2 separate regions of the Homo sapiens genome follow, and region 1 is linked to region 2. The links are chromatin loops, found by intact Hi-C in ENCODE. Cell type or tissue: ascending aorta. All regions are shown on one strand.

Evidence for each region. Peaks named below come from ENCODE experiments on the same cell type or tissue, not always from the same donor. Only the 100,000 strongest peaks of a DNase experiment are listed, where the experiment ranks them.
Region 1: a loop joins it to region 2, with 2.5 times the contacts of the local background. A loop is called at or near these places in 3 of 110 quality-filtered maps.

What each region holds. Positions count from the first base shown.
Region 1 is chr6:19,409,669-19,414,668 of GRCh38, reverse strand. No RefSeq gene overlaps it. Among named protein-coding and RNA genes, the nearest start is that of LNC-LBCS, 390 kb to the left of the region's middle. In ascending aorta, no CTCF peak of the experiment used is centred here; no DNase peak of the experiment used is centred here; H3K27ac peaks cover 801 bases.
Region 2 is chr6:19,849,084-19,854,083 of GRCh38, reverse strand. No RefSeq gene overlaps it. Among named protein-coding and RNA genes, the nearest start is that of ID4, 14 kb to the right of the region's middle. In ascending aorta, a CTCF peak has its summit at 2,073; no DNase peak of the experiment used is centred here; H3K4me3 peaks cover 2,003 bases; H3K27ac peaks cover 2,822 bases.

The sequences.
Region 1 (5,000 bases), 440 kb after region 2:
CATGGTAATGGAAAACTAGTACATTTCTTCTTTTAGTGTCTTGGAACACTTGCTTTTGAAACTCAGCTGCCATGATGTGAGAAGCCCAAGTCACATGGACAAGCTACCTAAGCTCGCAGCTAAGAGCCAGCATCGTCTGCCAGCCATGAGAGTGAGCCACTGTGGCCACTCAGTCCAACTTTGACTGCAGGTGCCTTAGAGACCCCAAGCAAGAACCACTAAGCTGTGCTCAGCTAATTCACAGAAATATGAGAGATAATAAATTTAAGTTTTAGGGTGGTTAGTTATATGACTATAGATAACATGCTTAGATAAAGTAGATAAAATAGATAACATAGATAAAAATGCTTATTTTATTCATTAAAAAGGGTCTTTTAAATTCTCTTAGTCTTATAAGTGAAACACTGCTTTCAGTTTTCTTCATTTTGCTCCTGGAATCCTTCTGACTGTATTGAAGGTTGACAGGTGACTTCTCTTAGGACGAGCTGAAAGACATGGCTAATTTTTGTGCATCTTCAATTAAAAATTAAACACTTAGTAGAGTGAAGTTGTTGTAATTGCTGCTGTATTTAAGAAAAACAATAATAAGGGCCACACTGAGAATGTTACAATTAATTAAAGAATGCATTGTCATTATTACGTAAGTATAGATAGAGATTTGTGTTTAGAAAGAAAAAAAATCCAATGCAGATACATTGAATCCAAATTAAAAATGTATAATAAATATCGTAAAAAGACCACTCATAACCGTGATGTTATATGAAGAAATGGCCATAATAAATAAATTCCTTATGCTGTTATACTTTAGATTGACTAGCATTTCCATACTAAAGAAAACTATTCGGTGGTAACATTTTTGGTGCTTGTACCTACTTGTATTATTCACTGTGGCTAAAGCCAATTTGTTCACAAATATGATAATTATCTAATTCTGGATAGGAAAACTCTTCTTATCTCTGGAATAAAGTTTCTAATTGCAGCAAAAATAATTTTCAAATATTTTTGGGCAAAAAGTCAGTGCATGAGCTTCAAATATACTTTGTTCTGTTAAAATTGGAATCGAGAGTTTGAGAGCTACAGCCTCATAAGGAAGTAATCGCATTAGTCACCCTCCTGGCACTACATGGGTATTAATCTTTTCCTTTCATCAGCCTCTCTGGCTCTTGCACAATTTTACAAGGTCCCCCACAAAGCCCAATTAATATTGTTTCTCTCTTTAAAACTCATGAATGTGCAATTAATAATAAATGATCTTGGGAGAATAAAAGAAGCAAGTTCGGAATTTCTAAATCATCTTGACAGGCAGCTGTATTCCATAGGCTATTTCAAGGAGTAACTACCTACCTGTTATGTCCTTATTATAGCCAAACTGGCTTGAATAGTTATTACCCAGAATAAGTGGTTGTCTTACAAATAAACTTTATGAATATATTTGGGACTTAAAAAATCATCTTGAATGTTTGATAATCTTTTCATTTGATGTGTATTAAAAGTCATTTAATTAAAGGGCCATCTTTGAACATACAAAGGATGTTCTAGCCCCACATCCCTTCACATCACCCTGTTTAATTCTGGTATTTTCTCCATTATTTTCTTTCTTTTTAATGAGTCACTCTTTCTTTTTAGAGCAAAAGTCCTGTGTAAGCAATGACCTTGTTCATCATGGTCCTGTGGACTCTCCGGCACCTATAACAGTGCCTGGCCAACAGTGGAAGCTCAGTAACTGTTACCTGAGGGAGCCACTGTCTAGCTTGCCGTTCAATAATAATAAAAACAATAAAAAATGTTCAGTTGGTCTTCATTAGTGGCAATCTAACATGGTTAACATCAAATGCAAAATCTAACTAGATAGTTCCTCTAGTTGAGGGAATGTATTTGGTTGGCCCCTCTAAGCCACATGAGATTTGGTTAGGATCATTGATTTCCTTTGCTGAAGTCAACTGGTCAGCAGAGTTGCAGCAGATTACAAACCAAAGTTCCAGGTTGACCTATCCATTGAATTCAAATAAAGTACCCCATCAAGACCACAAGCTGGGAGAGTATTCTCAGGTATCAAAATTCGGGCATGTAAAATGTTACTTTCTTTAGTATCTTTAAGACTGAACTCAGTTTCTGTCTTGAACCCAATCTTTTACAACTGTTACTAAATTTTATTCCACTTTGAAGTGGGAATTGGAGGAGGAGGAACCACATATAAAAACTTCCTGTGGCTGGGGGTGATGGCTCACGCCTGTAATCCCAGCACTTTGGGAGGCCAAAGCAGGCGGATCACAAGGTTAGGAGTTCGAAACAAGCCTGACCAACATGGTGAAACCCCGTCTCTACTAAAAATACAAAAATTAGCCGGGCATGGTGGCATGCGCCTATAATCCCAGCTACTCAGGAGGTTGAGACAGGAAAATCGCTTGAACCTGGGAGGAGGAGGTTGCAGTGAGCCGAGATCATGCCACTGTACTCTAGCTTGGGCGAGAGAGCGAGACTGTCTCACAAAACAAAACAAAACAACACCTGTGTGGAAAGTATTATATAAATATAACTTGTGTTTTATAAGAAAGAGCATGGGATTTAGAGGCAGACAGACCTAAGAATCCATTTCAGTTGCAAAACTTTTTAAACTATATGACCTTGAGGAAGTTAATGAACACCTGCAACATTTATTTGTGAAATGAGGACAATATTACTTGCCTCCCATGATTCTGTTAGAGGATTAAATCAGATAACCCTATAAAAAATGGTTAGCTTATTATTTTGCATATAACAACACTCAATTATTATCACTATTATTGGTTTTATCATTTTTGATCAGTTGTGAGCAAGTGATTTCAATAAATACAAATTTATTTTCATTTAAGTCTTTCTTCATTATGCTTTCCCCCATCAAGTTGGAAATTCCCTTTTTGTCATCCTTTTAGGTTTATTCCTCATGCTTACTTTCCCTGAAGATGTTACTCATCCAAAACATAACTTAAAAAGACTTTATGAAAAGTTCTGATTTTGTTTACTAATTCTTACTTATCACGTGGTTAAATCAGTATAGTCTTATGTTCCTGTCTCAGTTGGGTTTTATACCTCCCTCCAATGGTGAGAGGAGAATTTCTGTCTCAAATTGAAGGACTTAATACCATCAAACCAGTAGTGGTGGGGAGCAGAGGGGATTATCTTCTTTGGCAAAGATCCATATCTATGGATGCTGAGAAGGTTGGCCCTGATGGGATTTGTAAGGCTCTTTCCCCCTTCAACCCCAGCATGGCAGGAGTCTGTGGCTTAGCAGTGCGCTACAAGGTTCCCACTCATATGTGGCCCTAGATTACCAACTAAGGATGCCAGTCCTCTTTATATTAATCATTCATTTGAATAGCAACATTTTGCTATGTATCTACCAAGTGCAATGCTCTTTTCATAGGCAAATTTCAGATCAAATAGTAGAAATCTTTATTAAGTATTAAAAAAGCAAACAAGCCACTGATATTGATGTAAATCCAAGGCACTTGCTGTGTTAGATAGAGGATATCATGGGGGGCTAAAGGTAAAGTGAAATGTAGGTAAGTTAAAATTCAAAAATACAACTATGGCCTTTTGTTATCTATACATACAGACTCAATTCAGAGATCTTTAAACAACATAGGATTATTTCAAGCAGAATATATTTCTTTTAGTTTTTGAAAATGTATTAATTCTATTAGATATAGAACCATCTTTAATCAGTTTATATTGCTGATGGAATAAATGAAATAAAGATATATGTATATAATGACATACAATGACACAGACTCTCACACATCTATCAGCACCTATCCAGAGGATCATAATGTATTGTAAATAGAGGAAAGATAATTTCCAGAAAGTAAAGTAGGATAAAGCTTGTCCCACCCCTACCTCAGTGCTTGATGATGTTAACATAGTTTTGATGTCTGTGCCAAACTATTTTTCATTCCACTCACTGTAGGTTGAAACTGTACCAGTTGTTACTTGCTCCTGCTTAGATAAACAACTGTAGCAAGTACTGGAGTAGGGCTCATGCTGACCTCATCAGGAAACCATGTGTAGGTGGACTCCTTGGAGGCTTATGATTCAAGGTCAGAAAAGTGAAAATTGTCCACATAATTCTTACACACATAAAAACAAACTGCTAACTGCTCTCTGTCTCTTCTCTCAGCCCTTTGCCCTATTCCATTGTATAACCTGAGTTTTAGTAGTAATGTTTTTTAAAAAAATTATATTTAATTTTTATAGGTACATAGTAGATGTATATATCTGTGAGGTACATGAGATGTTTTGATACAGGTGTGCAATGTGAAATAATCACATTATAGAAAATGGGGTCTCCATGCCCTCAAGCATTTGTCCTTTGAGTTACAAAAAATCGATTTACACTCTGTAAGTTATTTTAAAATGTATAATTAAGTTGTTATTGACTATAGTCACCCTATTGTGCTCTCAATTAATAGGTATTTATTCTTTCTATTTTTTTGTACCCATTGATCATCCCCACCTCTTCCCCAGCCCCATGCTGCCTTTCCCACCCTCTTGTAACCATCCTTCTACTACCTATGTTCATGAGTTCAATTGTTTTGATTTTTAAGTCCCACACATAAGTGAGAAAATACAATGTTTGTCTGTGCCTGGTTTATTTCACTTAAGATGAGGATCTCCAGTTCCATCCATGTTGTTGCAAATGACAGAATCTCATTCTTTTTTTATGGCTGAATAGTACTGTATTGTGAATATGTATCAATTTTCTTTATCCATTCATCTGTTGATGGACACTTAGATTGCTTCCAAATCTTAACTGTTATAAATGGTGCTGCACAAACATAGGAGTGAGGATATCTCTTTGATACACTGATTTCCTTTCTTTTGGGCGTATACCCAGCAGTAGGACTGCTGAATCTTATGGTAGCTCAATTTTTAGTTTTTTGAGGAACCTCCAGGCTCTTCTCTATAGTGGCTGTACTAATTTACATTCCCACCAACAGTGGACAAGGGTTCCCTTTTCTCCA
Region 2 (5,000 bases):
CAGCACCCTGTGTCTAGCTCAGGGTTTGTGAATGCACCAATCCACACTCTGCATCTACTCTGTACTACTCTGGTGGGGCCTTGGAGAACCTTTGTGTGGACACTGTATCTAGCTAATCTGGTGGGGACGTGGAGAACCTTTGTGTCTAGCTCAGGGATTGTACACTCACCAGTCAGCGCCCTCAAAACATACCACTCGGCTCTACCAGTAAGCAAGATGTGGGTGGGGCCAGATAAGAGAATAAAAGCAGGCTGCGCGAGTCAGCAGTGGAAACCCTCTGGGGTCCTCTTCCACGCTGTGTAAACTTTGTTCTTTTGCTCTTTGCAATAAATCTTGCTACTGCTCACTCTTCGGGTCCACACTGCTTTTATGAGCTATAACACTCACCGTGAAGGTCTGCAGCTTCACTCCTGAAGCCAGCGAGACCACAAGGCTACTGGGAGGAACCAACAACTCCAGATGCGCCGCCTTAAGAGCTGTAACACCGCGAAGGTCTGCAGCTTCACTCCTGAGCCAACGAGACCACGAACCCACCAAAAGGAAGAAACTGAACACATCCGAATATCAGAAGGAACGAACTCCAGACGCGCCACTTTAACAGCTGTAACACCGTGAGGGTCCGCGGCTTCATTCTTTAAGTCAGTGAGACCAAGAACCCACCAATTCCAGACACAATATTATGATTTTTCTCAGCACTATATTGTTGCTATCTTCTTGTCCTCCAAAAAACCCCGCATGATTTTGAGGAAAAGTTGGCAATAGTTTCTTTCTTTTTATTTTTAGGGGTCATGTTCACCTGTTCTTTCTCGTGTTTGGTAGGCACTAGGAAATAGGAGCGTTGATTATCCAGGGACGTCAGGGTAGCACAGGGAGACGTTATGAGGGAGGGGTTGAGGGAGGGGCCATGGTACCAATGGTTACTGGAGAATGCTCCCATTGCAGCAGAGCAGTTGTTGGGGAGGTCTGCACAAAACCTGGGTTAATGAGCCGTGCCTAGCCCAGCAGGTTTAACTTCCTAGAAGGGCTGCCTATGTCCCTGTGACCTGTCACTGCTGTGAGAACCTCAACCTCTACTGTCTGGGAAGGATGGCTATCTTCAGCTGGACAGGCTTGCAAATCGTATTCTGGCATACTTCTTCATTTCAGTATCTTTATCAACAGAACTACATGCAGACACTTTAGGGGAATTAATAGATCAGCCCAGAGGGGGCAGGCGGATAAGAAATGAAATTACAATAGCGAAGTTATGGAAACAACCTAAGCATCTGTCAATGGATGAATAGGTAAAGAAAATGTAGTGTATATATACATACTGGAATATTATTCGACCTTAAAAAAGAAGGAAATCCTCCTATTTGTGACAACATGGATGAACCTGGAGGATGTTAAGTGAAATAAACCAGAAACAGAAAACTGTATAACCTCACTTATATATGGAATGTAAAAAGGTAAAACTCATCAAAGCAGGTTTAGAAGGGTAGTTATGGGGAGAGGCTGGGGGAGTAAGGAGATGTTGGTCAACGGGTACAAATTTTCAGTTACGCAAGATGAATAAGTTCTGGAAATCCAGTGTACAACATGGTGGCAATAGTTAATGATATTGTGCAGTATACTTGAAATTTGATAAGAGGGTAGAGCGTTTAAGTGTTGTCAGCACACACATACACACACAAATGGTAATGATATCAGGTGTTGGATAAGTTAATTAGCTTGATTGCGATGATCATTTTACAATGTATACATATGTGAAAACATCAAGTTGTATACCTTAAATATATGGAATTTTTATTTGTCAATTATACCTCAATAAGCTGGGAAAAAAGAAAAGAACAAGTAATAGCATGCTTTATACTTCTTTTGCTGCTTCATAAAATTGGTTTTGCTTTTGCTTTGGAAGAACACCAGCAGAGAAAGTAGCACTCAAAAGGGGAGTTAAAGTGCTGTTCCAGTAGGCTCTGGATTAGCCAGAAGGTTGAAGCAGCCCCTAGACAGGGAAAAGAGGCTGTCTTCAGGCAATAGGCCCTATTTAGGAGTGCAGTGTGCCCTAAAATTCAAAAGAGGGCAGCAGATAACTTGCACTGCCTGTAGGACCAGGAAAGCGTGTAACTTGAGGAATGTCAGCAGGAAAATTTACTGGTTTTTCAAAACTCACGTCATGCAAGGGTTAGGTGAACCAGAAATTGTGTTTCATAAATTGTGTGTTTAAGTGTAAAAGCAAATATTTGATGAATGGGATCTAAGGAGCTTTGGTGATGTGGAGGGGCAAGTGCAGGCAGATTGTCCACCATGGCAGCCTCGTGCTCTGTTATTTAGTGATATAAAACCTTGCGGTGGCAAGGTCAGCAAAGTTAAGGCCAGAGTGCATGAGAAATAGCTGTGGAGTGTGAGGTGAAGAGGCTGCGTGTGTGCTTGTACAGTCTCCTCGTTGCTTTCACCGAGTCTCTCCAATGAGCGCGACCCTCCTCACAAAGTGTGCACAGTGCTTCTCTCCTGGGTAAATTTACAGGATGTGGGAGACAGTGAGTCTCTCTGAGATTTTCCAGCACTTCCAGAAGAAAGAAAGTTTGTGTTAGGAAGGACAGGCCCCAGCTCCCTGGGACTTCAGGGAGGCTGGGGGGAGCTGCAGTGGAGAAGAGGAGGAGGTTGCTGAAGGAGAAGCAGCCTGAAGTTCTCAGGTTGAAAATACAAACCTTAGCCCCATCCTGCGGAATTTTGGGATTTCATTCCTAGGATCACCCTATAGACCTCTTTATGATTCAGTTTCCTGGAAAAGATGATATTATGGTATGGATCCTAAACACAGTTTCACAAGGAAGTTCTGTGTCTTTTGGCAGGGGAAGAATAGTGAACAAAGTGCAATCTTACTTTTAAAATAAATCTTGAAATGATATTGCAAGCCTTATGAGATCTCTGATAATCTTTTTTTATTTGACCTGGTTTTAAGTAATTCTTTTTATTCTTGATGTTTTTCTTAAAAGCATTTTAGAATCATTCAACCTTCTAAGAAAGCATCAAACCATATAAGCAATCTAATCTAAAAAATGATACCTCTAAAAGTTGAAACTTTTGTTTATTTTGACTACTTTTTGATTACTGGAAAGAATAAAAAAATTTTACTCTATCAACATTGGATTATATAAACTGTAAAGAGCTTCTACTAAGACGTGTGAAAATGCACATTTTCTTTTTTTATATAACTTCAAAATTAACAGATACTATACTGTTTAGATACATACCTGATGCTAGATAAAGAGTTCCTGAGAAACATGCCCTAAACTTTTGGACTGATTTAATATGAAACAATTACTACAGAGCTGAGTTAATCAGCCCCTTTATAGATTTTGGCGAAGATGATTCTCTTCATATGTATAATAATGAAAACCAAACTTGGCAAAAGCTCACAGGTCTACAGTGACTGTGTATTTCTTTGCATTCTCTAGAATATTGAGGGAGGAGATTATTTTTTACTGGTGTTTTACTCTCAGGAAATTAGAATTGCAAGTTGATAAACAAGTTGATAGGGTCTTTAGGGCCTGTGTGATCAATCAGGACTTCTGGGGTTCCTGTAGGTATCCTTGAAGTCTGCTTGTGGGTTGTATAGTCCAGAGTGATCATGAGATCTTTCACCTCAGAATGACTGTAGATGAAAAGATACATTTCTTTTGCCAGAGCAGTTCTCTCTAGAGTTTCAAAAACAATAATTTTGTTCTCTCAGGAACATAGCCCTCTCAGGAATAACTCCAGTCGGTCCTCAAATTACAAATACAGAAAGAATGGCTGTGTTTACAGAATTTTTATAAGAGAAAAATGATCTGTAAAAAAAAAGAAATATATGCATCAGAACAAATAGGAATTTTTAAAAGAAACAACTCCTAAGATAAATACTGAAAAAAAGAAATGCTCTGATAATATAAATGATTCTACTATGTACTGAACTCAATAAAGTCTCCTTGACTGTGAGTTGGAAGCCCTGAAATTTTGCTGGCAGCTCTGCCCCTAAGTTAGGTCATCTTATGAAGGACACATTTTATTTTATTTTTATTTTTTTGTAGAGACAGTGTCTTGTTCCATCACCCAGGCTGGAGTGCAGTGGCGCGATCATGGCTCACTGCAGCCTTGAGCTCCTGGGCTCAAGTGATCCTCCCACCTTAGCTTTTTGAGTAGCTGAAACTATAGACGCATGCCACCATGCCCGGTTATTTTTTTAAATTTTCTTTATAGAGACAAGGTTGTGCTATGTTGTTCAGGACAGTCTGGAACTCTTGGGCTCACATGCTCCTCCCACCTAGGCCTCTCAGAGTGCTGGGATTATAGGAGTGAGCCACCATGCCCAGCCTCAAAAGGCATATTTTAAAGCGTCACAGCCTCAGTTTCATTTTCGGTAAAATGAGGGAATTGGATTTTATTTCAAAATTCTATTATTTTCTGATTCATTGAATTATTGCAAAGAACATAATGAACTCCCAAATACTGGTGTCTCCATCCTGTTGAATTAATCTCAGCTTTAGTTTATAGGGAAGCATAGCCACTAGAAATTATGTTAAACATAAATTATAAAAGGTACATTTTTCTAAGTCATGAAGAAATACATAAATTTTATGTTGTTTTCAACCTTAGTCTGTCTCTTAAATACCACATGGCATACTGTGTACCACTCTGTTATTATGTCTTTCGTTTTCAGAATTGTTTTCTACCAGGAGACTATTATTAGGGTAGCCCGATGACTTGGCCCTGAATATGGGAGTTCATGTGTAGAGTTCCTCCCTCTGTCCCATCCTCAGCATTTATGTCAGTCCTACAGCACTTAGTTAACTATCAGAAAATGGATCAAAAAGCAAACAAGTATCCCATCTGACCGTGTTAACAGCAAAATCAACAGATATAAGGCCCCCTTTTAATTTCCTGGAGGCCGTCACCTCGTTTCTTCTGCTGTTTCACTACTGCAGTCCTTTCTTGTTCCTCAGACTCTCGTCCTTCCTCAAATCCTTCTCCTTCCATCA